2 separate regions of the Mus musculus genome follow, and region 1 is linked to region 2. The links are chromatin loops, found by intact Hi-C in ENCODE. Cell type or tissue: left cerebral cortex. All regions are shown on one strand. Each heading gives the region's core, and the rest is flanking DNA. Links, peaks and the distances in the headings are about the cores only.

Evidence for each region. A loop is a pair of places that touch in the nucleus more often than their neighbours do. Peaks named below come from ENCODE experiments on the same cell type or tissue, not always from the same donor. Only the 100,000 strongest peaks of a DNase experiment are listed, where the experiment ranks them.
Region 1: a loop joins it to region 2, with 3 times the contacts of the local background. A loop is called at or near these places in 3 of 42 quality-filtered maps.

The regions. Positions count from the first base shown.
Region 1 is chr8:95,670,145-95,685,886 of GRCm38, reverse strand. Ndrg4 (N-myc downstream regulated gene 4) reads right to left here and starts at 7,615. Exons shown (of 17, transcript NM_001372423.1): 1 at 7,504-7,615. The coding sequence starts at 7,540. It also overlaps the pseudogene Gm6013. In left cerebral cortex, for the core only: no CTCF peak of the experiment used is centred there; DNase peaks (open chromatin) are centred at 7,639, 8,001, 8,222, 9,932 and 2 more places; H3K4me3 peaks cover 2,664 bases; H3K27ac peaks cover 2,173 bases.
Region 2 is chr8:95,598,856-95,614,597 of GRCm38, reverse strand. It overlaps the pseudogene Gm31518. Among named protein-coding and RNA genes, the nearest start is that of Gins3, 27 kb to the left of the region's middle. In left cerebral cortex, for the core only: CTCF peaks have their summits at 6,695 (motif pointing left), 7,899 (motif pointing left), 11,344 (motif pointing right) and 12,258 (motif pointing left); DNase peaks (open chromatin) are centred at 7,217 and 12,182; H3K27ac peaks cover 774 bases.

The DNA.
Region 1 (15,742 bases), core at 5,023-13,022, 71 kb before region 2:
ACTCCCTCTCTCTTTGTGCGTGTGTGTGTGTGTGTGTACAGGCATTCACATGTATGAGTGTGTATAGATACACACACACACAATCTTCTATACCCAAGGGGATCAGGGTATGGCAGGCAAGCAGGGTCAAAACACACAGCCAATTCTGGCTTCTGTGGTGCTTTCTCAGCTGAGCCCAGGACCACACTGAGACACAGCCAAGCTCAGCTTCAGCTCTAGGTCATACAGCCAGGGCTGATGGGAAGCGTCCATGCGGACGACAAGCCTCAGGGGTCCTGCCCACCTTCTCTGCAGGTCACTTTGCAGTGCGCGATCTAACGAATCTTCATTACCTGGACTTAACGCCCTTATAGTTCTGAAGGTCGGAAGCCCCATAATCAGCTCTGCCCAGTGAAAAGTGTGTGTGTGTGTGTGTGTGTGTGTGTGTGTGTGAGTGGGGGGGGAGTGGCTGCAGACTCCCTCCCTCTCCAGGCAGCATTCCTCACAACCCTGGCTCAGGTGGCCCTCCCCACTGCAAGGCCCACAGCCAAGCAGCCTCTACTGATCTATCTCACAGAGGGGAAATCTAGGGACGCACAGTCTTTCGGCAGGCTTGTGGGAGTTGGCCTTCTGAGACCCTGAGGGGAAAAAGACAGTACAGCCAAGCGAACAGCGTGGGCGGGCTGTTCTGCTTCTGCCTGTTTCTATAACAGACTAGCTTCTGCCTCCCTCTTACAGTGGGGAAAAGGAAGTACACACAGGACCCTACTTGCTAATCTAGGAATTTTCTCCAGATGAAATCGCTAATCTAGCTGCAAAGCCCCTTCAGTATGGCTGCCAAAGTTTAGCCCTAGGTTCTAGGGGACTACGTTCAGAATACCCGTTTGGGGCTGTTCTTCTGGCTAGCACACCCTAAAAACATAAAGGGGAAACTGAGGTATGCATTTATACGATGAGGCTGGAGGTAGGGGCCTGTATACTGTGCTCCTGTGTTCTACCTCTGCCAGGGGCACTGTTCCCTAGGCTACACTATCTTTTTCCCCTCAGGGTCTTGGAAGGCCAGCTCTCGGGAGCCCTCAGAACAACTGCGCATCTCTCCATTTCCCCTCCGTGAGAGAGATCTAGCTCTCTGAGCCTGCAGGGCTGGCTTCATTGAAACCACAGCTCTTATAATGCTATTCTGCTGGGTAGCGGCAGATTTTCAGTTTTATTTATTTACTTTTTATATTGTTTCTGAGACAGTTTCCCTTTGTAACTCATGCTAGCCCAAACCCACACCCTTCTTCGCTTGGCCTCCTAAGTGCAAGGATCATAGGGGTGAACCATCATGCCTCGCCATTTTTCAGTTTAAGACAGCCAGAACTCAAGTGTTAGGGGTGTTGGTTGGTTGGTACAGTGCTCGCCCAGTGTGAATGGAAGTCCTGGGTCCAATCGCAGCATCATATCAATTGGATATGGTGGCACCCTCTCCAAACTTCAGCACTCGGGAAGTGGAGACCGGAGGATTAGAATTTCAAGGTCACCCTCAAGGTTTTAGTAACTTCAAGGCCAACCTGTGCTACAAAGGAGCCTGGTTGGTTGTCTTTTTTGTCGTTTGTTTGTTTGTTTGTTTGTCTGAAGTAATGCTGGGGCAGTGGTGGTTCATGTCTTTAATCCCAGCTCTCGGGAGGCAGAGGCAGGTGGATCTTTGTGGGTTCAAGGCCAGCCTGGTTTACAGAGCAAGTTCCAGGACAGCCAGGGCTACAGAGAGAAACCCTGTCTCAACATACCAAACCAAATCAAACGGAAAGTAAACTTAATATTCACGTGTACACATTCACTAAGAAAAACGAGAAAATAAAAGGTGAGGTGAAAACTGCATACATCCTGCCATGTCCCACCATCTATCTCCACGGCCTTTTCAATGCCCAGCAGCACCCTGGAAAAGCTTTATTTTGGGGAACTAGGGATGAAACCCAAGGCCCAGCAGGGCTTCCTGCACGCTCAGCAAGTGCCCTGCCACCGAGTCCCAGCCCCAGCCTTGAAGATGTTACTTCTGATGCAGGAAACATAGTTCTAACAAAACTTCCCAGACTCTAGAGCCAGTTCGTCTGGTTCAAATTCCAGCCGGTCATCGGCCATCAGTGTGACCTCTGGCGAGCGATCTGCTACTCTGTGCCTCAGTTTCCTTAAAAGTAGTACACTGATCATGAGACATTACGATGGCAAGATAATATAGTGAAGGCATCCGGGGCGTTGTCTGATATGTAGAGAATGTCACGCACTGGTGAGCTGTCACTGCCATTAGTATTACTTATTTTTAAGGGGACATCTGAGTGGGGGATAAATGACCTCTGGAAGTGAGATTTGCAGATGCCTGCCTCCCACCCCCTCTGTCTGTGTGTTTGTGTGTGTGTGTGTGTCCTGAGCTGAGTGCAGTCTAGTGTTCTGCAACTGGCTGCTGCCACTTTCTGCAATAAACCTTTATCTGTTCTTAAAGTTTCAACTGCAGAGAGATCATGCATTGCCAAGACCTGATACACCACTACCAACTGGCCTTCTGTGAGGGTGGTACCAGCTCTCTTCTATACACTGGGAGCCTCCCCATATCTAAGGATCTAGAAACCCTACTCCCTTGCCTGCCTGGGCATCCCACAGGTACAGCCCAGCACCCCAGTGAAACAGTGGTGTGTACTGAGATGTATAACCTGGAGAGGAAGAAGATTCAGGGGTCCTGATTCTAGTTTTAAGCCTTAGTTTCCCTCGACCGCCCTAACACTAATCAGGCACTCTTTATAAGTATCCTGTAAAACTGTGGGAGACACGCCAGGACTATGCTGGTTTGAATGAGAACTTGGTCCCCAGCTGGCGGCTGTCTGGGAAGGATTAGGAGCCGTGACCTTGTTGGAGGAGGTGTGTCACTGAGACGGGTTTAAGGTCTATTCACACTAAACTCTTCCTGTTTCCAGTTTCTGGATCAAGATGTGAGCTTTCAGCTGTTGCTTGAGCATCATGCCTGCCTGCCTGCCACCACGCTCTCGGCCAGGATAGTGATGGATTCCTTCCCTCGGACTATAAGCCCCAAATGAACCCTTCCTTCTATGAGTTGCCTTGGTCATGGTGCTCTATCACAACAACAGGAAAGTAATTATGACAATGACTTAAACCCGAAATTCTATACACAGGACTGCCAGACCTTTGCTTTTTTAATTGTACAAGTTGTTTTTTTTTTTAGTTTTTTTTTTTTTTTTTTTTAAAGATTTATTTGTTATTATATGTAAGTACACTGTAGCTGTCTTCAGACACACCAGAAGAGGGAGTCAGATCTTGTTACGGATGGTTGTGAGCCACCATGTGGTTGCTGGGATTTGAACTCTGGACCTTCGGAAGAGCAATCGGGTGCTCTTACCCGCTGAGCCATCTCGCCAGCCCACAAGTTGTTTTTTAATGATACAAAAATTATACAAGTTGGGCTTTTGTGTTGTTGTTGTTTTATTAAAGATATAGTCTCACTATGAATATATAGGCTGAGCTGGGACTCACTTTATAGGGCAGGTTGGCCTCAAACTCACATAGCTCTGCCTGCCTCTGTCTGCCAAATGCTGGGATTAAAGGCATGCAGCCCTGCATCCATTTCACAAGAAGCAGTAGGGAAAGTTGCCAAGGCACACGGGCTGCTCTGGGGATGTATGTAGCTCAGGTGGTAAAGCACTTGCCGAGCACACACAAAGCCTCGAGCCTGAGTCCCAGCATCAGGTAAAGTCGAGTGTGATGGCACCTGCAGACTCTGGAGAATCAGGCGCTTATGGTCACCCTCCAATGCATAGTAAGCACACTGTCAGCCTGGGCTACAGAGACACGCTTGCTTGTGCACGCATGTGCACACACACTCACATACAAAGACAGACAGACAGACACATACACACGCACACGCACACACACACACCCATCCTCCAGAGACAGCAAGCAAATCTCTGTGAGCTTCAGTCCAGCCTAGTCTATATAGTGAACTACAAACTAGCCAGAGCTATGCAGTGAAGCCTTGTCTCAGGAGAAGAAGAGGAAAAGGAGGAGGGGTAGGTAGGAGGAGGCACCAAGATCCTCAGACGTCCAAGGGACCCTGTCAAAGCCCTAGTCTGCCATGTGAGAGCTCTCTGAAACCATCTTGGAAACTTACTGTTGGAGGACAAATACATGAGACCGATTGCTATGCAGTCTGCAAACACACAGACGTCCCACTGCCACATCCAACACATAAAAGAAAATGGCCAACTACACTAAGCCACCAGGCCGGCCCCTGAGGGCTGGGAGGCACTTGTGTGTGGACTGACACTGGGCCAGACTCCTTCACTGTGGGTCGCTCTTTCCCACTTTTGAGGTCTGACTCTCCACCCCAAGCTGCTAACAAGTCTGGAGCTCAGAGTCCAGCACTGCCCAGGAACAGAGATGCAGAGAAGACCCCTGAAACTCACATCCTCTGGGGTCAAAACTGCCTGCTGCCTCTCTTCATCTGTGGCAAGACCCACTCCCCACCCCCACCCCCCGACCCCATGCAGGGAGTCAGGAAGCTTCCACAAGCAGCAGCAGCCACCTGGGAACCTCAGGTTGTCTTCTGTTTTCCTTAGGACACTGGGCCCAGGCACGACAAATCAATGGCATTCTCTGATCCCCACAGGAGGGGCACTTGCTGTGGACATCAGGCCATTAGGGTCCAACCTCGCATGAGAGAAACTGAGGCCTAAACAAGCTCCCCAGAAATATATCTCAAAGAGGTCTGCTGTGCAGAGAACCCAATAAGAGGGCTAGGATATCCCGGAGGGGACAGGAGCCCTCAGAGCACTGAGGAATGAGCTCAGAGGCAAAGGGAGATGCTACCAGATGCTGCAACATTTGATAAGCATGCTCACATGAAGTGTGCAATGGTTTAGTCCAGCGCACAGTTGAGCAGGCAGAAGGCCATGGGTGCATCCCTCACGTAGGACATAGGTTCATCCACTCTCAGCTGTTCATATGTGGGAGAGTGACCAATCCTGTTGGCAAATAGGTATGATGGTAAGACGGATGCTGTAAAAACTACTAGAAACCACCTCCTAGGGCAAGGATCTGGAGTCCTCTCCAAGAGCATCCTGGGGACACAGCCAATGAGCAGGATGCATGAGCTTAGAGCAAACCAAGAGGTACTGAGCACGTGCTGAACTCTCAGCACAGTAATCACCCTGTTACCTGCACATCGCTCCATAGAGATAAGTAAAACATCTCCCAGTTGCCTGTGAGCAGGGGTAATGTGGAGTGTGTGTGGCAGATCCCAAGTCCTTACAAGCCAATGCGCCAAGGCAGGTAGAATCCTTCATTACCAGAAAAAGGAGCCAGAGGGGAGATAGACCTCTATGGTTCCAATCAAATATGTTACTTGCTCTGTTTCAGGAGGCCCCATAATATCTCTTAGGTGTCTTTAACCTCCATCTTATGAATGAGATGAAGGTTAAACGACCTGTTTGTTTGAAATCACAACCAGCTGTGGCTGGCGTTTGAATCCAAACCTATGAGGCAGGAAGAGGACACAAGGAGTTGGGGGTGGTGATGGGGGGGGGGGAGGCAGGTGCATGAAGGAGAAGGGGTGTGAGCTCACCGCATAGCCCAGGCTGGCCTTAAATTCGCCATGCTCATGTTTCAGCCTCCTGGGTGCCAGGATTACAGTTTCACAACACCATGGCTTGCCCACAGCTGGGGCTGCTACACCGGCAGCTTCTGACAGTGACAGAGTCCTGTTGGAAGCCCCGCCAGAGGTTCAGAAAGCCTGCCACAGCACAATGAGGGCCTGAGGGAACATTGCACATGGACTCCAATCTCCAGACCCTCACAGGGTATCGTCCATTCCCTCTGAGGGCCAGATGGGCGTGAGAGGACCTGGCTCTGTCCTCCAGGTATAAATCCAAATCCCAGCCTCTACAGATCCCTCTTCCAGTCTGAGGTGGGGAGTGGGGCTAGCCTGCTGCAGCTCTCTGTTGCAGGTGACTGCAATAAGGAAAAGTTGAAGGGCAATGGCAGGTGCCAAAAACCACCCGCCAGGCTTTCCCAGGCTCCAGCAAATCTCCACCTGCCTTTCTCTATGAGCCCAGCAAGACCCACTGTGGTTTAGCACACAGCCCAAACCCGAATCTGGCCTACTTTCCTCCTATAACACCCCAACACACACACACACACACACACACACACACACACACACACACGCTTGCACACATACATGCTCACACACACTCACAGCCCAAACCTTCACCTGGCCTACTTCCCACCTATACCTCCATCCACTACCATTCCCAACACACACAAACACACACACACACACACACACACACACGCGCTTGCACACATACATGCTCGCACACACTCACAGCCCAAACCTTCACCTGGCCTACTTCCTGCCTATACCTCCATCCACCACCACTCCACACACACACACACACACACACACACACACACACCCTCCAGGGCCAGGCCACTCCCAGACTAAGTCACTCAAGACTCTAGGGCACATGCAGAACACCCTTTGTTCCTCCAGCTTAGAACGTGACCTCCCTTTTCCATGAACAGAAAGTTCTACTTTCACTGTCTGGGTCTTCAAAGGCAGCCACTTGCTCTAATCTCTGGGTCCTTTCAGATCCCTACCCCATATCCCATTCCATTTCCTGAGTGTACACACACACACACACACACACACACACACACACACACACACACACACAGAGCAACCCCTTCCTCACCTTACAGCGGCAGGACCCCAAGTGCTGAGAAGCATCTCTTGGAATATGTTCATTAGGGATACATGGGTGTGCACCTGACAAGGGCTCAGCATGGTCCAGTGAGATCTGGACAGGGGCTGCTCCCTCCAGCCCAGGTGCCCACCTCCCCTCTGAGAACGGAAGCCTCCACTGATGCTGGACTTCATGTATGAGGAACATGTAACCTTCCGATAGATACCTGGCTTCTGTCCTTGCTCCCTTTCCCATCTCCTCTAGGCATCCAGTTTCTCCAAGGCATTCCAGCTACTGGCCCCAGGATGCCCTCAGAGGGACATCTAATTTCTTCTCTAGAGCGGGCCCAAGGTGGATGGCCTGAGCCATCACGGTTCAACCTAGCTTCCCATCTTCCTAGTCCACTTGACTCTACTTCCAGCAAGAAACTTCTTCCCAGAGAGAAAGGTGGCTCTGACCATCACAGAAAAGAGGAGGCCCTTACACAGGTTCTCCCAGCTCCCCCAGGAGGCCCAGGGCTGCTTTCTCTGGGGACTTGGGATATTTGATTGGAAAACTCCGGAGCTCCCCTGGGGTTGCTAATCGGAGCTCCGTCGACGGGACACCACAGGGGGCCTCTGTGGAGCTCCACCCTCCCAGACGCCGGCGCTCGCGGCTCAGTAGAGCCCGGCATGCTTCAGGTTTCGCTCAACTGGGAACGCGCACCCGAGAGCGCCCCTTCCAACCCGGGCCACCGCGCCCCGAACCCGCTCCAAGTCGGAGAGCGGCAGCGGCGAGCGGCAAGCCTCGGTACCTGTCAGCAGTTGGAGCCTGTGTCCCAGCACCTTCATCTTGGCGACGGTGGAGCGCGCTGGGCCGCCCGGGGCGAGGCGCGCAGTAGCCGCAGAGAGGAGCGGCGGGATAGCGGGAGCGGCGGGAGCAGCAGCCGGTAGCGCGGTGCGCTCACCGCCCCCTCCAGCAGGGTTTAAAAAAATCCACCAATGGCACAGCCGCGCACCCCAAAAGGCACCCGCCGCCACCTGGCCGTGGTGAGCGCCGGGGGGGGGGGGGGGGAGTGTGACACCGCGCGGGAGGGGCCCCTCGCGAACAAAGACGCCTACCGCCCCCAGACGTCGCGGCCGGACGGGCGACAGCCGCGGTCTCGGGGGATCCGAGCCAAGAAGGCTGGGAGACAGGGCGTCGCCCTCGCGTGGGGGGCGGGGGGAGGGAAGGTGGCCAGGGCGTGAGGGTGGTGGAGAGAAGGTGCGGGACTGCGGTGTGGCTGCGCCGAGAGGGGATCCCAGGGGTGAGGGCGCGGCGACTCACCCAGGCTGCCGAGCGACACGGTCGCGGAGGCGGGAGCCGGGCCTGGACGCCTCCGCCGCCGCCACCCACGAGCGGTGCAGGTTCCCCGCACGAGCGAGCCCCGGGAGCTGGGGGCGGGGCGCCGCGCAGCGGGGGCGTGCCCACGTGGGTGGGTGGGCGTGGGGCGCGCTGCGCGTCCCGCTTGGTGGCTGGAGCTGGACTGTCTCGGGCTGTCTCGGGCTGTGGGAGTGGGCGGGAGGCCCGGTGAGAAGACCCACAGGCCGGGGCCCAGATGCAATCTGCAGCGCCTGACCTCCCAAAGAGGGTCCCGTCTCTGTCCAGCGTTTCTCGGGGAGCGCCAGAGACTCCCACGGGGAACCTTGGCTCACTCCCACCACCTCTACCTCTCTTCCCCTCCAGTCCCCACCCATCCGTCTGAGGGGACACCCTGGGGAGGTTGGGGAGAAGCTGGGGTTCAGTGGTCCAGGAGCCAACATTCCCCCTGTTTGCAAAGTCTGAAGGTTTCTGAGGAACTCAGGCAACTTCCTGGCTAAGATGTTCTTTCTGTCCCCACCAGGGCCCCACCCACACGGTGGCCACAACCTATTCCCTGCAGGTCACCCTCCCGGAGCAGGAAAGGAAAGGGACTCTATCCTCCTCGATCTCACTGGTTCCTCAGGAGGGTCAGAGGCCCTGAAGTCTCTCTGACTCCCCAAACCCTGAGCATCACCAACCCCGAAGTTGGGACGAGATAAGAGGTCCTGGTGACTCATTCCGTTCAGGCCCTGTGTGTCCCTTACCTTTTCCTCTGGGTTCCTGTCTTGATGGCTCACAGAGAAAGTACACTAGATCAGGATCTCTCTGAGGCCCTGGGTGCGGGGAAGGAGCATGTCACAAGAAGCCAGCCCACAACACTTCTGACTTTGCTGCCTCTGTAAGAGGTGCTTTGCCCTTAGGCCTCGGCTTCAGGTGGCCACACCTGAAGCAGCAGTAAATTAACCCCACTGCCCGCTGAGGAGGCCGCTGAGATTTTGATGGCTGCAGGTGTGGCACGCAACCCCTGTTTATGTTACAGCTTGTGGCTGAAGGGATTCTAACCAGCCGGAACAAGGCAGACATGACTGGCTGGCCTTGCCCTTCTCCCGCATTCTCCTTGCCTTGCTAAACCCCCCACTAGATTACATTCCTAAAAGCGTGCCATCAGGATCTAGTCCTGTATTTGATCACTTCCTCCTCCCGAGGCTGAGGTCCAGCTATCAAAGTATTGAAGTCTAGCAGTCAAAAGTCCCCTTTGGCTGCCCTAATTAACATGCCCAGTTAAAATTAAACACCCCATCCTAACACAGGGTTCCCCCTTTACCTTTATAAACCGCCATTTTCCTATGGGCCACGTCTGTCTCCTGTCTATCCAGAGACAGTCCTTTGTGCCCCATGTTGTCACACACACACACACACACACACACACACACACCATTCCCCTTCCTCCTCTTCCTTTTCCCCTTCCCCTCCTCCCTCATCCTCTATCTCCTGTCTTTGTCTCCCACCCACTGCTGCCTGTTGTCCCTCTGGGGCAAATCAAACATCCCTCTTGTGAAAACGGGGTCTTGGGGTGTCCTGAGCTGATACGGATCCTTTTAGCGACGTGGATTTGAACGGAGGGTCTTGTGTTGAGACCAAAGCAGCAAGCTCAGAAGCTTAGTTTCTGCACGTTTGGGGAACCCCTCCGTCTTAGTGTCTTCCTTTGTGAAGGGAGTTGGGGTGAGGCAGTCTGTGGTGACAGAATGAACATTCTCTGTAATATCTTTCTTCCCCTGGGCTAGGGTTCTGTAGGTAGAAGACCAGCGCTTTCAAGCACTTTATTTTTATTTTTTCACGTCTAGCATGTGACTCTCTTCCAGCCTCTTCGTCCTCTGTGAAGCTGGGACAGTGCTGAGCCCAGAAGACTTGTGTAAGAATGATGGGGGCGTGTGTGTCCTAGGGAGACAGTGCAGGATAACCCACACAAAGCCCAGCAGGCATGATGGTCACCTGTAATCCCAGCACTCAGGAGGCAGAGGCTGCATCCTGGATGATGAGGTACAGTTTCAGTGAGAGAGGCTGCCTCAGTAATTAAAATGGAGATACCCATGTCAACTTTAGGCAAGCACAGGCCAGCACACACAGGGGCACCCCCACAAGTACACATATGCACACACGTGTACCACACACATACATCCCTCCCCTCCCCCAAGTAAATGGTAGCCTGTGAAGAACACAATTAACGTCGTGCCTGAATACTTTAGTGTTCAGTAAGTGGTTGCTATTATTGATGATGATGGTGGTGATGGTGGTAAAATTATCATTACTGCCTCATAGAGTCAGTCTTTTAACGCCTACCCTTCTCGATAATTTCAGAACGAGTCTGAATGCCCACTGCCTGACATCCTGTAACCTGACAATTTGTAAGCTCTGTGCCCACGAGCGCCTCCTTGGACTTTTCCAATCAGAGATAGCAATAATGGCGTCGAGATGGAGAGCGACCGAGTCTTGGTAGTCTCACCCAGTATATGTGCAGTACTGGAGACATTACTGTCGCGCAATGGCTTGGATGTACAGCCACCGGAATGCCTACAGAAAGTCCAGGAACTCCCGTTTCATTTTCCCATGGTTCCCTCCTCCCTGGAGCGCTCATGCTAATGAAGTAGGGTGTCCCTCAGCCTTCCGTGCCCAGCACTCGGCCTGGCAGGAGTCACCCTGCATTGCTTCCCATCTTGAAAGCTCTGGGCAGCCCCCACATGACTGCAGTAGGACCCGGGCATCCACAGGCGAGATGAAGCACTGTGTGCCTCGGAAGGGAAGGGGTCAGAGTCAGGTGACTGAGCAGAGTGCGACCCGAGCAACATGGAAATCACAGGAGGAGCTGCACCAGTATTTTGCAGAGACTGAGAGGCACCGGGAAAAACAAAGGCAACAGTGGCAGCTGGACAAAGAGCGCCTGGGTGGCTATGTGAATGCCGACGATGGCCTGTACTACAACCACTGCCAGTCTATAGAGCCCCTGGCAGAGAGGCCCAGTGCGCAGCGCCAGGCCGAGATGAAGTGTTTGTATGGAGACAGTGCTGCCAAGATCCTGGCCATGGAGGCCACCATACAGCTGAGTTTTGACAAAAAAATATGACAGAAAGCAGCCCAAGTATTGGCCTGTCATCCCCCTGAAGTTCTGAGCCCTGAGCACAGGGACCCTTGGGAATGCCTCTTGAACACAGCCCTCCCTTTTGTTTTGGGGGTGCATTCTCTCCATCTGTTCTTCTGAACGTTTCTCAGAGACCGACATCCATAGACTGATAGGAACGTGTTCAGCAAGTCCCAGTGGGCCCTTCCTGGTGGATGCCATCGAACAGCCACTATGAGTTCTCTCAGCAGGAGGGATACTGTTATCAACATGAGAAAGCTTCCCCTGACATAAAGCAATAGTTGTGTGTTACGCTGTCTCTTGAATTGCTAGTAATGTCTACTTCATTAAAGTTCTTGCCTAGAGATGGAGGAAAAAGAGGACCTAGAGGTTGTAGAGCTCTGGTGTGTCTGTCTGTATGAGGCACAGCATCTGTAATGGTCTTGGACTGATATATTACAATGTGCTTGGCTCATATGATCCATTGACTTCAGTGAGAATTCTGCTGTATCGGGATTGGCATTTCAACCCCTGGATGTGGTAACCTGCTAGGGAGTGAAAAGGGTGATGGTAGCCCCCCCCCCCCCGTCTCCACGGGGGGGGGGGGACTGTTGAGTCAAGCACAGGTGCGGTGGGAGCAGACTGTTCTGGACTAGTCACTGCAAGATTGTCACTGCTGAGCCACTAGAAGAAGAACGTACTGTCAGGCCCCTGTGCCATGAGGCTTCATCTTCAGTTCCCTAGAGAGGCTGCCTGCTGCTTGAAGGCAAGCTGGATAAGTGGGATCTTAACAGAGGAGAGCAGTACATAGCAGAGGGCCAAGCGCATGCAGGGACAGGGCACCCCTAAGAAGTGTCCTTGGCCTTGTTGCTAGTTCCCTGGAAGACGCCTCATCGGTCACTGCTGTGCAGAATAAGCAAAAGACTTCCTCTGCCATGCCTAGGCTGGAGAAGAAGGCTTCCTTTCCTCATTTGAAAGCAGAGTGAAATGTCAGGCAGGGTGTTTGCTGCACAAACCAGCCTATTCTGGCTAAGTGGGGCACAAGAGGACTTAGTGAAGACTATCAGGATGGCAGGAGCCAGGCTTGATCAGCAGGCAGCCTTGATCTGGTGCTAAAACTTCAGTGCCATCCCTTGGCGTGGGTGTCGCAACCTGTAGTAGCAGTGGACACAGACACTAGACACTGTCATCTGGGCCACAGCTGCCTCTGATGCAGAGTGAAGGCTGCTGCCACTGCTGCCACCCATGCCAGGTATCAGATGGATGCTGGATCAGCTTTTAATTCTCGGCTCAGAGTACAATATCTGCTTGGTGCAGCCCAGATCAGACCCTCTGATAAAGCCGCAAGGGAAGCCAGGAAGAGGTGTTTTCATGCTCTACAGTGGGAAGTGGGCTCTGCCTCACAGGACTACTTTGGATGCTCGGATGCCTTGGAGCCAACTAAGTGCCCAGAGGCACTTCAGAGAACAGCGGGCTTGCAGCACTGTTAGGAGAGGGCACACATGGACACTTAACTTGAATCCTGGTGCTGAGTAACATGTTGTTCTGATCGCTGAGATTTGCACTGTGAGCCCCGAGTGTCAGCCAGTGGTGCTCCCTCATGTTCTCTTATTGTGACTCTTTTTTTTTTTCCAGTAGGTGAAAGACAAAAGGACCTTCAAAGCAGTGTGGCTTGCTGCCCTTCCAGATGCAGAAGCAGCCCTGCCTGCTGCCAGGAGGACAGGTGACTGGGTTTTTCCATTGTGGTGATGAATTGGGCTGAGTCACCGTCCCTCTCTGGTCCCCTCGTGACCATGACTGGAAGCAAGTGGAAGAAGCAAGTGATGGGGTTGGGAGGGGCCACAGATGAGCCTGAGGCCATAGAAATGTCATCTCTTAGCTAGGTGCTCCCTCCCCTCCTGACTCAGTGGTCATGAGCCAGACAGCGAGCTGAAGGGGAATCATTCTCACCTTCTGTGACATTGACTTCCTACCCCTTGGTGCTGAGCCCTGTGCTAGAGAGTCCACTAGAAACAAGAGTTGACCCAATATTGATCTTTTCTTTAAACTTCATGCACTGATGGAAGAAACCAGCAGAAAGATCACAGTCTGGGCACCAGGAAGGCGTAGTCAAGATGTATAATTGAGGTGATTGTGGAATGCACTGAGGGGCTGGGGCACTCAGGGAGGTCTTCCTGGAAGAAGAGACAGGTGAGCCTGCAGATAAATGTAAGGTCAGTACATGGGGTAACTGGGAAGAGCTCTGTCCACTCATTTATCTGTCCATCTACACACATACATATATACATATATGTGCATGTATATCACATATTTAGAGAGATATCAAGACCTTGTTTAAAACAATTTTTAAAAGCCAGCATTAACATTTTAGAGTGTAACCATTACCATTTTATCTTAATAAAAATTGTTGATTTGGAAAGCTGAGACAGAATTCTGTTCAAAGCCAGCCTAGATCAATAACAAACAAAACTTCTCCAATGTAATTATAATAGCTACACTGTTATTCCCCTCTGGATACGCCCAATTTTCTTAGCCAACCCCATATTACTTGAACATTTAAGATACGTTCATTTTTTCATAATTGGAAGCGATATTGCAAGTAGCTCCCGCCATCCCAGCCTCTGCACACATGGCTGGCAAGCCACTCAGTATCCTCCCTTGTCTGGTTATGTGTTCTTTGACCACCTGTCAATGCAACCCATTGCCATCTGGAAGCCAATGTGTGCTTAAAGCGTGGCTGTCTCTGCACCTGTATGGGTCCTGGGGAGAATCCAAAGGAAAGAAAGGTATGTCTGTCACCAGCCTCTACCTTCCCAAGTGTGCCAAGCTGAGGTTAAAGCCCGGGGCTTTGATCTTGTTCTATAGTTATGTAAAGTGTTACCATTAGAAGAGATTGAAGGAGGGGTAACCCCACCAGGTTATCTCTTCTATCATTGCATCTTCTCGTTAATCTTTTCAAATAAATATTAAAAAGCAAAACTGACGCAGACCGGCATGTGTCACACAAGTTGATGTGGTGAGTAAATACTCTGTTACAGAAGCAGAGCAAAGGCGTCCATCCATGTCTTAGTTTCCCCGCCTCACATGGTCAAAGAGAAGCACCCCTCATGGCTGGTGGCCGTAACAGCTTCCCTGCACCATCATGTCCACTGGCTAGAGCATAGTCTCGCAGGACTGACCAGTAGCACAGCTTCCATGGCCTCCCAGTGAGTCTAAGAAGGCAAGCATGCCCACAGATGGGAACCTGGCAGAAAGAAGATGAAAGGTGCTAGCCACTCTGGAGAAGAACAAAGCTATTTTCCTTCCCCATGAGAAAACCACCCATCGGAATCTCTGTCTTGAGGCACTGGCATTTGGAACCCCCTCCCAAGCTTCTTGGGCTGCCATTGTTACAGTCCCACCCTGGGATCCATTCAGTCCTGCGGCTGGAGCAGCCAAGGGTAACTATTCTCAGTGCTACAGGGATCCCCAGTGTTCTCAGCACCACGACAGCACATGTGGGTGGAACCAGAGGTCTCTAACCAGTCCCCTACTTGGGAGAGTGATAAGGTATTTTTTTCTTAAGTGTTGAGAGTTTATGTTTAGTAGACACTGTGCTTTGGAGTTTGTATTGTTTCCGGACAGGATGCAGACAGTTTCAGGCTCTCTTGAAGTGCTGGTAGCAACACCGTGCCAGCCTCATGATTTTACAGGACACACGGATGTGCCTCTGTGTGCAGCCTTTGTGTTCAGTAGGTCAGTGAGTCAATGATTTTCAGCTCTTCGGTCTCATGGGACACGTCCCCATTATAAGTTTCGGAAGCCTCTTCTAAGCCAAACGCTCCTTTCTTTGCTTAAACCTTTCATTGTGGCAAACTGCCTAACTGGTGCCCTGGCTCCCGCATAAGCCCTTGCTCCAAGCCTGGGGTCCCCCTAAGCTGACTAGGGTAGACTAGCTGTTCTCGTAAGGCCCCACCCATTTCATTCCATTTTCCTGATTGCCCAGCCTGCATCTAAGAGGTTAGTCCATCAATAGCTGGTTCAGGGTACTCAGCCTGGGGCTTCACAGTAAGCAAATGCAAGTCCTACCCCGAGGGAGACTTTCACCAATATTTGTTGAACAAATCAATGAATGAATAAGTAAAGAAAGAGCCACATACTACTGGCATACTACTGCAGTCGGCAAAATACCTGTGTTAGGCAGCACTCTAAAAATCATTGGCTCTAATCCCTGGAATTGTGACTGTGTGTGTTAGTTGACATCAGGAATGAAGGTTTTAGAAAAAAAGATACCAACCAGCTGGTTTATTTATTTATTTATTTGTGAGACAGGGCCTCTTGTACTCTAGGCTAGCCTTAAATTTGCTGTGTAACCGAGGATGACTAAATTTCTGATTCTCCTGCCTGTACTTCCTCCTAAGTGCTGGGGCTACAGGAGTGGGCCATCACATCCAGCTTATATGGTGCTGGGAAGTCGAACTCTTGAATTCTACCCACTGTGCCATATCCCAGCTCAGCTGGTTTTCAGATAGGATGCTTGGGAGCTGGAGAGATGACTCATCAGACAAATGTACTTGTCACTCAAGTTAACAGCCTGAATCCAGTCCCCAGGGTACAC
Region 2 (15,742 bases), core at 4,859-12,858:
GTATGTGTGCATGGATGTACACACATAATTAAAAATAAATCTTTTGCCGGGTAGTGGTGGTACATGCCTTTAATCCCAGCACTTGGAAGGTAGAGGCAGGCAGATTTTTGAGTTCAAGGCCAGCCTGGTCTCACAGTTCCATGACAACCAGAGCTACACAGAGAAACCCTGTCTTGAAAAATCAAAGATAAATAAATAAATAAATCTTTTGTTAAATTTATTAAAAATAAATCTTTTGAAATAGTTACAGTAAAACTGTTCTTGTTGATTTTCCTTTAAAACTCAACAAGATTTTTTTCTCCTATGAAATTATAATGAGCATGGTCATATAACCATGTAAACTCAAAATTAGGACAGAGAATGCTCTGAGGGGTAGCTTGGTCACTGTTATCATAAATGGCCTAACTCCGACAATATTACAAAAATATAAAATATTAATCAAAAATACAACTTCCCCTGTATAGTGCTTTAGAGAGGAAATGTAGGACCTTCTGGGTTTGGGCTCTTTTCCCCTCTCCTACTGCAAGTCCACGTTGTGGTTTTGGTGCAGTGGTGGTAGTGGTGGTGGTGGTGGTGGTGTGTGTGTGTGTGTGTGAGTGTATGCATATGTGTATCCATGTGTGTGTGTATATATGTATATGTGTGTGTGTATATATATGTGTGTGTATGTTGTGTTAGAAGTGTAGCTTGCGTCTGAACAGACCACACCAGGCCAAAGCAGATCCACATGGCAGAGGTTTATTGTGGAGGAAGAGAGCAAAGGTGGCATTGAAGAAGGGAGGGGAGAGAGGGGTCAGAGGGGTCTTCCTTTTATTTGGATGACGTAGTCGCTTGCAGGTAAAGGTGGGAGGTGAGCCAAGAGGATTCGGGGAATGTATGGCAGTCGCCATGGCCACACATGTACAGGTCACTGTCACCTAGGTGTGATGTCACTGGGTTCAGAGCCGATCCTGATTTCAGCAGTATGTGTGTGTGTAGTGTGTGTGTGCTCTTCCCATGAGACTGCCCACTGTAGGCAACCTTGCTACCCACAGGTGAATGCACAGGGATGCTGAGCTGGGAAGTGGAGGGTGAAGAGGCCATGGTAGCCTTTTAGGATTAACCTTTTCTTCTTTGCTGTCCAATCGTCCTCATCCATCTCCGGCTCCACAGTATCAGCATGATCATCCTTGTCATCTTCAGCAGCCCACTGGCCTGTGGCTGCCTCAGCCTCAGCCTCAGCTTCCTCTCTGTCCTCTTCCTTACCTGCCTCACCCCAGCCTCCTGATCCCCATTTCCGGCATTCCCGTTGTCAAGGGCATCTCTTCATTCTCTGCCTCCTGCACAACATCTTCTCCTTCAAGTCCTTGGTGGCGATCTCGGAGCTGGTGTCTGTGCCTTCATCTGGCACGGCAGTGGGCGAAGAGGAGCTCAGGGGCTCTGGTGAGAAAGCTACCAGAGTGGGGGGCAGGGTCATGAAGACAGACAGAGCTACCGGGAAGCCAGACCAGGAACGGTGTAAAGATGGTGGGGAGGGGCTTAATCTGTAAAATGCCTTTTAGGTCACTGTCCAGTTTCACCCCCACCACCACACACTGACAGGGGTTCTGCTCCCATTCTGCCTTCCCTGTGGTGATTCCTTTGATCTTTACCAGTAAGCTGCGCACTTTTAAATCCCAGCACCAAAAGTGCTGAAATCTGGATTCTCCTTGTCCTCCTTAGGCTACAATGTTACAATGTTACTGTTTTACAACCGGCTGGTGTCCACCGGGGAGAAAAAGCCTTTCCAGGTCCTCTCAAATCTCGCTCTGCCCCATCTCACTCTTTCTTTAAGTAAAATAAGACGTATTTTTATGTGAATGAGTATTTGGTGGCATGTGTGGCTGTGCACCACACGCACGCCGTCTAATGCTTTCTTTAGTCTTTGGCCATTCTGCCAGCCTTTTAGATCGATGCTTTCCAACCCCCCTGTCGATGTATAGAACTCAGTATGTTTCCCCAGCTCACAGTGTGCTCGAGGAGGCAAGGATTTCTGTGTCCCTGGAGTGGCCAGCACACTGGCTACAGCATAGCACAGGGATGTCTCAGGGATAAGAACTTTCTTCCTGGGTTCAAGCAACCTTAACCACTTCCACATCTGCCAATCCCTCCAGAAATCAGCCTGGCCCTAGTCGTGCATCCTCAGCAGCTGTAGGTGGCTCCTTCCTGCACCTGTGAGCTCTCACCCGAGGTCTGCTGGTGCCTAAATTATGAGGAAGAGCTGAATAGAGATCAGCCCTCCCACGGAGGATCAGAAGGCTGAGAAGGAACCGCTGAGAACGCCCCCTTCAGCAGGGTCGATTAGGAAGCCCCCTGGGAATGTAGCCGGAAAGTTCCAGGGCCGCTCAATAGCGAAAGCAAAGCTGAAAGCTGTATCAGACACTGACTGCTGCAAATAAACAGTAGGGAGAGTCAGAAAAAGACAAGTGATGGAAAACAGGCTGGTAGGGGACATAGGGTGGGAGGTGCCCCCACAAAGACAGAGACAGAGAAGAGCCAGTAATGCTGAGAAAGAAAATCCACCACAGCAGACGTCAGAATCTCTCATGTCAGAGACCAGTTGGTTTCATACTTCATCATGCTCAGCCCTGGTTGCTTCTGTGACACCTGGCAGCTGTCGGGCATGGGCTGAGTCTGACTGTCCTGCTGGAGATGCCTTTATGAGAACTCTTATTTAAAAAAAAAAAAAAAAAAAAGCAGGGTGTGGGACGTAGTCTGGGCAGGGAGCTAGCTCATTCAGTGGAATATTTGCCTCTCAAGAGGACCGGAGTTTAATCCCCAGCACCTATGTACAAAGCCTAGTGTCGGTGGCTTGGGCTTGTAACCCCAGCGCTGGGGAGGCACACAGTGATTCTCCCTGGCCAGACAGCCTAGCTGAATTGTCAAGTTCCTGGCTAAGTGGGAGACCCTGTACTAAAAAAACCAAGGTGCTTGGCTCCTGAAGGAGGTACCTGGGGTGACCTGTGGCTACCATGTGCGCATGCGCACACGGACATACACATGCACATGAACACACAGACACATGCACACACACTCGGAAGACCAGTGTTGTGTTGGTGCACTCCTACAAACCTAGTATTCAAGAGGCTGAGCAGTAGAGTCATGAGTTTGAGGCCAGCCTAGGCCACATAGTGAGACTCTGTCTCAAAAAATGAGAGAGGGAAGGAGGGAGGAGAGAGAGAGAGAGAGAGAGAGAGAGAGAGAGAGAGAGAGAGAGAGAGAACACTTACCTACGACTTTGTTTTTCTACCGGCTACAGATGCTAAACTCGCCACCTTCGTTCATTTTCCCAAGGCACTGGAGACTCCAGAGGTGGGCTGGCTGACCCTGTAAAATGGCAGAGCTGTGCTGTGAACTCTGTCTGGCCCCTTAGTAGCCAAGTCCGTGGGCGTGTGATTTTGCCCGTAGCATGCTAATGTCTAAGGCCGTTGTCAACAGGGCGCTGAGCAAAGCCCGAGTGTGTCTGCCCCAGCCCTTTCCCCGTTCATGAAGTGCAGGCTGTTACTCAGAATTGGTTTTTCTTTTCTAAATCACAGGTTTGCCTTTGCAGAAGTCTGAGCTACTCAGCAAGCTTCGTGATGACTGTGCATATGGCTTGCTAAGCCCTGGGCGGACACGGCCAACTCCAACTTGGTGATAAGAGCGGACGATGACGGCAAAGTGCTGCGTCATCATTTATGGCGATGCGTTGTTGGGCTCCTGCCACGGTTTTGTTTGCCTGACCTCCCTGCCTGTCCCTCGCCTCCATTTTTCTGGATTATGCTTCTCTGTCCACACCTGTCAGGTGATTTGAAGGAGAGCTGGCATTGCAGGCTCCATATCCCAGGCTAGAGTTAATCAGGTCAGATGTGTGATTTTTGCCCTTCCCTGCTCTCCTACAGCCTTTGGAGACCATGGCAGCCCCATCCTGTTCTCTTCTGAATACTATAGGTAGAGATGAGCTCTAGAGCCAGGCCAATCAGAGCCCTTCTCTGGGGTTATCAGCCTGGATGGTTAAATATCTGGAACTATTTGCCACATCCCCACTACTGAAGGAGTGAACGTAATATGTTTTTAGGTAGTGTGCAAAAATATATGTGCCACAAAACTTAGCATCTTAGTCATTCTAACCGTACAGCTCAGTTGTGTTCGGCACATTATACAGTTGTGAGAACAACCCACCACACTTTCCATATTACAAAAACAGGCACCCTACCCACTAATTAACAACTCTTCATTTTCTGTCTTTGATTCCTGGCAGTACCATCCTGCTTTCTGTCCACAGCAGTCTGACTTTTTAAGTGGAGTCCTGTAAGATTATTTGACAGTTGTCATTTACACTGTCATATGGTTTAAAGAAAGCCTTTACCCAGCCGACATTGCTTAGAGTCTGTCTGCAGAGCTCTGGATCTGTTGTAGTAGCATTAGGCCACTGAAGAGTGATTAGCTTCCAGCTCACTCTTTGAAATTCCCCAAGTAAGCCATAGTGGATGCTTATTCATTGATCTTTGTAACATCTGTCCTGGATGGTGTCCCAAATTCTGCTTCATGGAACCAGCTGCTTTGAGTGGTGCCAGCCCTGCTTTGGTGGCTGAACAGGCCCACACCACTGTCTCTCCACCAGATCATGTGGCTCTAACAGAGATCATGTGAAAATATGTGGAGACACATCTGGCTGTCACAGCTGGGAGGTGGGAGGCAGGGGTGTTGAAAAACTTTCTGCTATAGAGAACATGACAAAGAATCATCTGGACTCAGGTCTGCACAGCACCAGAGCTGAAAACTCCTCATTTGCACAGGTGTAACCTTCCCTGCTCTTCACCGACCACAGTTTTCCAATCAAGGAACTAACTATTAGTAACACATTGGAACTGGCAATCATTTTGTCTCCCTGAAGAGAGATTGATGGTTCTAACTGCTTTCATTCACCACCCCCAAAATCACTTCCTAACCATCCCTTCTTGCATGGTAATTTCAAGACCCGCCCCTCCATGGTGCTTCCGGAACCTTCTCCCTCTTTGTCATTGTACAGTCCAAAGCACAGATCACAGTCTTGCAGCTTCCGGCCGTGACTCCTTTCAGTGAGCAAAGAGCCCTTTCAGCTTCCTGGCTCCTGTGTAGTTTAGAAAGTGGATGAAACCCACAAATTTATCTATTTTTCTTGCAGCAACTATCTCCATATCAGGATTACCATGTAGCAGTTAATGAGAAGTCTATAGTGCCAGGATAATTCTGTCTGCTTGGAAGCTAATATTCTAGGTACAAACATTCCAAATTCCTAGTTCCTGAATGATTTGGCGGTTTGGGGAATTTCTGAGACAGGGGTCCCACTTTGAAGCCCAGGTTGGCCTGGAGCTGGCTACGTGGCTGAACTTGAACTTGCATCCTTCCTGTCTCCATTTTTAAGTATTGATGGTGAGAACTGAAGAGGTCAGCTCAGGAACTTTGGAAAATTCCACCAGACCCTCCTGGAAGAGAAGGGTCATAGAGCACACCCCTTGCTACTTTATTCCCTAAGGACCAATCAGTTTAAAAGTCACACTGTTCTGATAATCACATTGTGCCTAGTGGCTGTTGTTCTAGTCTACCCCTGAAAGCTGTATAAAAACTGTCTAAACAGGCTTCCCAAGGTCACCGCCTCTCCTTCAGGTTGGGATGGACCCCCACCCCCACCCCCGCGCTGGAACAATAAGTTCCTCTTGCTTTTGCATTGAGCCCAGGCTCAATGTTGCTCACATGGAGGGGCTCCAGTAAGCTGAGACTCGTCAGAGTCTTACAGAACCACCCTCAGATGACTTGTACATTTTTGACCTCACAATTTTATGAGTGTTATATATTAACTGGGAACCATATTTTGAATTTGAAATTTCTCCTGGGCCAGTGGCCTTCTCTTGCAGTGCTAGGGCTTAACAGGGAGGGGCAGCTCCCAGTTGACTGATAGGCTGCTATGCCACATTACTAAGCTGTGGCGTCCAGTAGAGTAGGCACATTAAAATCGTGTTCAACTCACAAAAGATTTGCAGGACACACACCCATTGGAAGATGAGAGGCATCTGTAGCAGCATTACCCTGGCTGTCTGGATGAGGGGATGAAGCAGGACTTTGAGACATCACTTTAAAATCTCTAACTTGGAAGGAATCAAGAACAACTCTAAACCTATGAGCTAGTCAGTGACCAAATGAATCCCTGAATTTGTCTTAGTGCCTTGTGATGTAGTTGATGTCCCAATGGGATGCTAAGTAGATACAGTATACCAAGATACTATGCACCAAGATACTGTGTACCAAGATACTGTGTACCAAGATACTGTGTACCAAGATACTGTGTACCAAGATACTGTGTACCAAGATACTGTGTATCAAGATACTGTGTACCAAGATACTGTATACAAAGATACTGTGTACCAAGATACTGTATACAAAGATACTATGTACCAAGATGCTATGCACCAAGATACTGTGTACCAAGATACTGTGTACCAAGATACTGATGGACTCCTTCAGCCACCCTCTATTCATCCCAAAGACAAATGTGCCCTGGGTACAGAAAATTATGTAAGGTTCCTTCTAAATGTTTCTTCCAGGGCTGGAGAGATGGCTCGGTGGTTAAGAGCACTGAGTATTCTTCCGGAGGTCCTGAGTTCAAATCCCAGCAACCACAGGGCTCACAACCATCCATAATGAGATCGGATGCCCTCTTCTGGAGTGTCTGAAGACAGCTACAGTGTACTTACATAGAATAAATAAATACATTACACACACACACACACACACACACACACATTTCTTGTTTTCTCTTTTCTGCTCTCTTCCTGTATTTGGTTAAATTTCTGAATCAGACAGTTTAAAAAAAAAAGCCACCCAGCTGCTTGAAAGCTCATGGTCCTTGTGGTACGATTGAGGTGTGATGGTTGGCTGCCATAGTTGGGATGGTGACCAGAAACAGCTATGGAAACAAAGGCCCCATGAAAGCACAGAAAACACCAACAGCTCGAGAGACACAATCCTCTTGGTCTTGATTTTCAGTAAGCTGTCACTCAAGGGCAGTATCTTCAGAGAGGTCTAGCCCTGCCAGCACTCAGCAGGCAGCGACAAGTGAGGCACAGCAGACAGACACACCCGTGGGGAGCTTGCTGCATACTCTGAGGGTTAACATCGCTCTGGAAGGTGCTGGGTGAACCGAGCCTTTGTGACTTGTTTGGGGGTGCTCTGAAAACTCGCCTCTGTTCCTAATTTTAGAGCCAGCAGCTGTCACGGCTTTGTTCTAACAAGTCAGTAATTTTCCACTCGCCTGGCTTTCTCCCGTTCCCTTTCTATACCCAGTTGCTCACTTTGCAGAAACTTCTAACTTGCTTTTATGCCTTTAACCCTGAATATGTGTCATCTCTGCAGTCATTTGTCATTCGGCCTGCTGCTTCTCTGACTTAGCAATCACTTAAAGAAACTGAAGCGACACATTTTCTATTATCTGTGTACACGCTGTCTATAAAAACCTGCAGGGTTACCAAATAAGCATACAGAATGCTATGGCTTTCATCTGTGTAGCATGGCGATTGCTTTTTGTTTGCTTGTTATCTGTCCTTTGGTTCGTCAGAGTCCCATGAATGCCACTAGAATTTCTTAGGCGCTTTACAAGTGACTTCATGACTTTTTCTGTTTTAGTTTTGTAGTAGTTGGAGATTTGCTTCAAATAATCCAGATGAGAATGGAAGGGAGAGTAAACTAATGATACAAGCCTGGTTAGGGTAGCAAAGGTTGAAGTGGCCGCTGGAGACAGTGGGGTCCCTTGTGACACTCCCACCTTTGTGTGTACTTGACATTTTTAAATAATAAAGCGTTTTATAATTTTGCATGATGATTTAAAAAAAAAAAAACCAAAACTTTTAATGATGATGCGGAGTGTTAAAATACTGCCACCTACAGGTAAGAAATATATTACATGTATCTTTTTTTTTTAATGTTTTTTTTTTTAAATTAGGTATTTTCCTCGTTTACATTTTCAATGCTATCCCAAAGGTCCCCCATACCCACCCCCCAATCCCCTACCCACCCACTCCCCCTTTTTGGCCCTGGCGTTCCCCTGTACTGGGGCATATAAAGTTTGCAAGTCCAATGGGCCTCTCTTTGCAGTGATGGCCGACAAGGCCATCTTTTGATACATATGCAGCTAAAGACAAGAGCTCCCGGGTACTGGTTAGTTCATATTGTTGTTCCACCTATAGGGTTGCAGTTCCCTTTAGCTCCTTGGGTTATTTCTCTAGCTCCTCCATTGGGGGCTGTGTGACCCATCCAATAGCTGACTGTGATCATCCACTTCTGTGTTTGCTAGGCCCCGGCATAGTCTCACAAGAGAGAGCTATATCTGGGTCCTTTCAGCGAAATCTTGCTAGTGTATGCAATGCAGCTTCCAAATGCGTGTATCTTTCCTTGATAAATTGCAACACAGTAGAAGCCAGAAAGAAATTGAACCCTGTAGGCTGATGGCAAGGTTAAAAGAAAGAAAGAAAGAAAGAAAGAAAGAGAGAGAGAGAGAGAGAGAGAGAGAAAGTGGCTCAGTTCTATGGAGGACAGTGTGGTTGGCATTCACAAAAATATAAATAGTAGACACAGGCATGATGGAGGCTGAAGCAGGAAGAACTCAAGACCGACATGGCTATGTAACAAGACCCTGTCTTAAACAACTAAAATAAAATAAAATAAAAATATTGGCTATCAGGGACTAAGAAGATAAAGAGTAGGGAGTCTTTAATGGGTGCAACTTCAGAGTTTTCTTTGTTTGTTTGTGGCATGGTCTTATATAGCCCAAGACTGGCCTCAAACTCTGCACACAGCTAATTATATCATTCTGAACTCCTAATCTTCCTCCACCTCCCAAATGCTGGGGCTATAGGTGTGAGCCACTATGTCCGGATGCCTTTAATTTTGTAAGAGATGGGTTCTGAAAGTGAGAGGTGCAAAACATCAGGTGGCGCATGCGCAGTCATTATCATGGCTTCGCTGTGGAATGCTCCTACAGACCCGTGCTTTCAGTGCTTGGTCTGCAGCCTTGAGACTATCTTGAAAGCTGTGGAGCGTTTAAGTGGTGGAGTCTAACTTTACAATTAGATCACTGGAGAGTAGGCCTTTGAGAATTAATAGCCCTGCCACACTCTCTGGCCATCTTTTGCTTCCAGACTGGCTTCCTATTCACACTGTCGAGGTGAGACTTTCTATGTCCGCCTTTACTCTGAATAATGGGAGACTTATATTTATTTATGAATGCCTAGGCCATTGCTAGGCCTTGTTTCTCACTAGCTTGTATCTCAGTTATCCCGTTTATAATCTAATTTCTGCCACAAGGCTGGGTAGTTGCCTCTTTCCAGGTTCAAATGTCTGACTTCCTGCGAATTCTGCTGGCTGAATCATTCCCCCACCCCCACCCCACTTCCCACTTGGTCCAGAAGTCCCACCTTATGATTCTGCCTTTTGATGCAGGCTATAGACTTTTTACTTTAACCCATCAGTAGGTACCTTAAGGCAGGCAAGGACAACAGAAACACATCTTTACACAGGTACAAAACCATCACTCCCACGTCACACTCCTGCCTCCACGTTCCTGTCTCTTGCCTTTCCTTCCTCGAGGAGCTGAAACCCTCTGGAAGCTGTGAGCCGAAATGATCCCCATGCCCTTAAGTTGCTCCTGTTAAATATTTTTGTCACAAACAAAAGGTACTGATACATGCTTAATAACACGGAATTATACATATAAAACGATCCATATTGTCTGTCTTAGTTAGGTGTTAATGCTGAGGACAGACACCACGACCAAGGCAACTCTTATAAAGGACATTTAATTGGGGTTGCCTTACAGGTTCAGAGGTTCAGTCCATTATCATCAAGGCAGGATGCATGGCAGCATCCAGGCAGGCATGGTGCCGGAAGAACTGAGAGTTCTACATCTTGTTCCAAAGGCAAACAGGAGACGACTGGCTTCCAGGCAGCTAGGAGGAGAGGGTCGCCAAGCCTATCTCCACAGTGACACACTTCCTCCAATAAGGCTACACCTGCTCCAAAAGGCCACACCTCCTAGTCGTGCCACTCCCTGAGCCAAGCATATTAAAACCACCACACATACAATTTTTATGCTAAATATCCAAGGGCCAGCTGCTCAAAAACAGGGATCTGGGGATGCTGCAGATTATAAACATAACAAGAGCACACTTGCTGTGTACCCATCACCACTATCCATACACGCTTATTACCATTAGAAATAAATTTGAACAAAATATATAATTTTTTTAAAAAAGTTCAGACGCCCAAACAGGATGCATTTTAAAATGACTTCAAAAATTAAAAGCATTGTGTGCCAATTCCTCCCTCTTCGGAGCCTGTTCATCTCTCCATGACCACCATCCCAGAGATGGCCAAGGCCAGATAAGTCTTACCTGGAGAAATGAACAGCCATGCTTGGAAGGCTGGATGTATGGGAGTGAGAACAGTAAGCGACCCAAAAAGGAGACTGGACTCCAAAGGGATGGTGCAGAGGAACCTCAGAGGAGTTCCAGGCTGGAGAGATGGCTCTCGGTTTAAGAGCACTGGTTGCTCTTTTAGAGGATCGGAGTTCCATTCACAACACCTACGTGGAAGCTCACACATCTGCTTGTAACTCCTGTTCCAACAGCATCATACACATAAACACGCAGGTAAAGTACCAACATACATAAAAATATAAACAAACCAGCAAACATATCGAAAGAGATTTCCGGTTGGGTGGAGATGGGGTGGGGGAGGGGTGGGGCTGAAAAGGGGAGATTTGACTCTGCTATGAATCTACCTATCCAGCCTTCCATTCATGCCAAGCTGAATCAAGTAACAAATGCTGACGGAACGCCCACTCCCGACAAGGAAAAGCTTTCGGAATTCAAAAGTTGATAAGAAAGCATCCCTCTCCCTCAGAGAGTTTGCGATGTAATAAAGGAATCGGATGGGCATACAAGGAATGAGAATTCGAGGCACATTGAGAAGCAAGAAAGAATTGAAACACACAAATGCTGGCACTTGGCTGAACGTGTGAATCTTGGGTACGGAATCCAGAGAACCCAGAGATGATTTTCTTTTCCCCAAATATACACAACACAACGATCTGTTTTTAGATTGAAGTTGGAGTTTCAGATCAGTGGAGGAAAGAAGGATAGATTTTTGTTTTGTTTTGTTTGAAACAGGGTCTCACTTTATAGCCCTGGCAGACCTGGAACTCCTAAACTTCTCCTTGCCTCTGTCTCCCAAGTGTGCCAATGCCTGGGAAATGGCAGATTTTTAAAAAAATTATAAATATTTATTCATTTGCTTTATATATGAGTACATTGCTGCTCTCTTCAGACACCAGAAGAGGGCACCAGATCCCATGACAGATGTGGTTGCTGGGATTTGAACTCAGGACCTCTAGAAGAGCAGTCACTGCTCTTAACCACTGAGCCATCTCTCTAGCTCAAAATGGTGTAGCCCTGGCTGTCCAGGAACTCACTCTGTAGACCAGGTTGGCTTCAAACTCAGAAATCTGCCTGCCTCTGCCTCCTGAGTTCTGGGTTTAAAGGCGTGCACCACCACTGCCCAGCACGGCAGACTCTTAAAAATTAAATATTTTATTTTAAAAGGTCGATTTTAAAAAATACATTTATTTCTAATTTTGTATGTGGGGGAGGGGTATGTGCCCGTGAGTGCAGGTGCCCACAGCGGCCTGAAGCACGAGATCCTCCTGGAGCTGTAGTTACAGGTGACTGTGCACCACCAGAAGTGGGCACTGGGAATCCAACTTGGACCTTTTGCAAGACCATAAAGCACTCTTAGCCACTGAGCCACCTCTCTCACCTCAGATTTTAATAAATATGGAGAAATTACTGTGTTGAATTCAAAGTTTATTTTTTTATTCATTATTATTTTTTGTTTTGTTTTTTGAGACAGGGTTTCTTTGTGTGGCCTGGCTGCCCCTGTGTAGACCAGGCTAGGCTCAAACTCACTGAGATCCGCCTGCCTCCTCTGCCTCCCGAGTGCTGGGATTAAAGGTATGTGCTACCACTGCCTGGCCAATTTTATTTATTTATTTTACTTTTTAAAACAGGGACTCAGTTTGCTAGCTCAAGATAGCCCTGAATTTAAAAATCTTCCTTGGGCTGGAGAGATGGCTTAGCATTTAGGAGCACTGATGGCTCTTCCAGAGGTCCTGAGTTTAATTCTAACAACCACATGGTGGCTCACAACCATCTGTAATGGAATCTGATGCCCTCTTCTGGCATGTCTGAAGATAGCTACAGTGTACTCAAATATATAAAATAAATATATATTTTTTTTAAATTAATGGCCAAAGAGATCGAGGTACAAAATTAAAAAACAAATCTTTCTGCCTCAGCCTCTTCTTGTGTACCAGGGCTATCGTGAAATGCCACCACACCTGACTTAAATTAATTTCTCTTTTCCCCCAAAGTATATGAATACAGTAAAGAAAAATAAGAACTCCAAGAGTTTGGGAGGTTCCCTAAAGGAGGAATACCTTAATTTACTTTAGACTCAATTATATTCCAAATGCATCAAATATTTAAATATAATGAAACCATTAAAATGTTTGAGATATGCAGTAAAACGATGCTCCTTACTGATTTTGTCTTGGTGGGGACCTCCGCCAGGGCCTCATGCTTACAGCTCATCCTCGCCATCGCCATCAGCCACACCCGCAGCCACTTAAAGGAGGCTTTTCAAATATTGAAGTGCAGAAGAATTTTTTTTCTGAGCTACACAAGGAACTTTAAAGATAAAAGTTGGATAAATGTTACCAGATAATGATTAAAATATATTGCCCAAGCAAACCAAAATCAGTACCTTATGATATAAATCACAAATTAGGACAAATAACACGCCATCTTTTCTTCTTGAAAAATTGAGGTGAAAAACTGTGTTGTCACTGAACTGAGAATCCTCCCATCTTAGCTCTCGAAGTATCTGGGATTACAGATGTGTATGTACCACCAACATCAGCTTGCAGTTCAACTTCTTGTCACCGACGGTGGGCGGCGTTGCTGCCATGCCGCGGTCGCCGGTTGCCATGTGTGCGCATGCGTATGAGTGCAGGCTCAGCCATGCTACAGCATGTCTGAAGACGTCAAAGGACAACTAAGCTGGCTTTTGCGGTGTGGGATGCAGTGGCCAAAACTCCACATTAAAACCCATACCAGCTGCTCTTGGCCCCAGCCGTGCCGCCACAGGTGAGGCAGGAGTCAGTCCCTCTGCTTCTGGAAAAGGAGAGTTAACCCATCTCAGCTCTATCTATATTTCAGGCTCCCAAATGCTCCCTGGTATTTGCTTTACTAGGTAGCACAGGGCTAGAATGGAGTCACTTTGAGAAAGGTAAGAAAACAAGAGAAAGCACCCCCAAGAAGCCACGGGGTTGTCCACATGCCAGTCAGGTGGAGATTAAAGTCTTCGTGTGTGTGTGTGTGTGTGTGTGTGTGTGTGTGTGTAATCTAAGTAGTCAAATGTGTATTGTTCTCAGGAGACAGACTCATCCTCTCCAGATGTTTTCTCTTGTCTCCTCCTGCCCCACGAGTCATGGCTTTCCAATATACGCAATGACAACTGTTTTTCACCGTGCGGAAGGAAAAAATATAAATAAACTGTCACCTGTGGAAAGGGCTGTGTGCTGGCTAGTCTTCTGTCTGAAAGCTTGCCATTACAGTTGTCTGCTATGAAACTTGAACGTCTTTGAACTTCATTGAGAATACTAGCTTACAAATGTTAACTTAGGAGTACACACTTCAGTGAAGCAAAGCTTAATTAAATGCCACGTCTGCCAAGGGCTTTCTCTTCACCGACTTAATTTGTTTCTCTAGATATTTGGCATCTAATGTCTTGCTGCCTTTCTGGGACACCAGGGTGTCTAATTTTTAGAGGGTTGGTGCGTGTAGCAACAGAGAATTCTACAAAATGAAATCTTACCTTTGAGCCCAATACAAAAGCAGACGCTGGGCCTGGAAAAGGGTCCCACACAGGCTTGCTCAGTCTGCAAGAGGTTGTGAGGGAAGCCACATGCAGCAGGAAGGCCCCAGCTAGGAGAAATCATGTTCTAGGCTCTGCCGTCCAGGGATGGTCACGGCCGCACAGATGTTTTCTCCCTAGGTCAGTCTGATCTGATAATTATTTTCACAGGGGAGGCTGCCACAGCCTTACTAGAAAGGAGGCAAATGGAAACCATCTGACACCAGGGAAGAGAAGAAAAAACATTGAGAAATCAGCCAGTGAACAAAAGCTCTCCTTCTGTTTCTTTTTCACTGTTAAAAACGGGGACCAGATGCTTTGAGCATCTCTCTCTAATCTAATCTATATAATCTATCTATCTATCTATCTATCTATCTATCTATCTATCTATCTATCTATCTATCTATCTATCTATCTATCTATCTAAATAGCGGCTTCTTTGCTATGGATGAAGGTAGAAGCTAGGCTGCCCCTTGGAGAAGACTTGGAATGTTGTGGGCAACATCGCCTCCTACCGTCCAAAATGATCATTGCAGCAAACTCCAGCGCAGTCTCTAAAGCAGAGACCCCCAGTGAACTGAAGGAATGGCTAAGCTGCAGAACCGAGGACTCCGTGAAAGAGCAGGTGACAACGTGCTTCTCCCATCTTCGTTGTTTGTCCAGAGTTTTTGTAACAACTTGAGTAGGATTTGCAGCGTGAACAGGACTCTTCGCTTACAACGTTATTTACTCTTTACCGCTGACAGATGGACAGCTTCTTAATCACCGAGCTTCGCACTGGAACACCGGAGACGTGGACTGAACAGAAGCCAGATGCCCAGACTCGCACCCAACATCTGACTCCCCTGAGTCACAAATCACAGCCAAAATCTTGGGGTTCTATAATGGGTTTATTGTTTGTTTGTTTTGAGACATAGTCTCACTACATTCTCTGGCTGTCCTGGAACTCTCTATGTAGATGAGGCTGGCTCCGAACTCACTAAAATAATCTCCTCAGTGTTGGGATTAAAGGCCTGTGCCACCACACTCAGGTGAGTGCAATTTTCTTGAATCTTTGTTTTTGTTTTTTTGTTTTTTTGTTTTTTAGTTTTTTGGTTTTTTTGGTTTTTTGGTTTTGTTTTTGTGTGACCAAGTACTCCAAAGCAGACCACATCCCTCACTTGGGAGTACCATGATGTTTAGAACAACCAGGACAAACAGCCAACCAGTCAACTCTAGAATCAGCTGAATTTCTTGGGTGCTACTGTCTTTAGCTCCTGTCAGGCCCAGGAGAAGCTATGCTCTAACCCGCCCAAGGGAGTAAGACTGCAGGAGAGATTCAGCTGCCTCCAGAGCAGTTCCTTCTGAGACAGGCTATGTAGCCTAGTGCTTCAAAATGAGCTATTTTAGGGGGTTGGAAAAGCTGGAGTTTCCTCTTCTTTCCTAGTCTGTAAATCAGGAAAAATGAGGAGATGGGCTAGTCTCATGACAATATTTTATACCTCACAGAGATACCCAGATATGTCTGTTAAAATTCAACCACACGGGCTGGTGAGATGGCTCAGTGGGTAAGAGCACCCGACTGCTCTTCCGAAGGTCCGAAGTTCAAATCCCAGCAACCACATGGTGGCTCACAACCATCCGTAACGAGATCTGACGCCCTCTTCTGGAGTGTCTGAGGACAGCTACAGTGTACTTACATATAATAAATAAATAAATAAATCTTTAAAAAAAAAAAAAAAAAATTCAACCACACATTCAT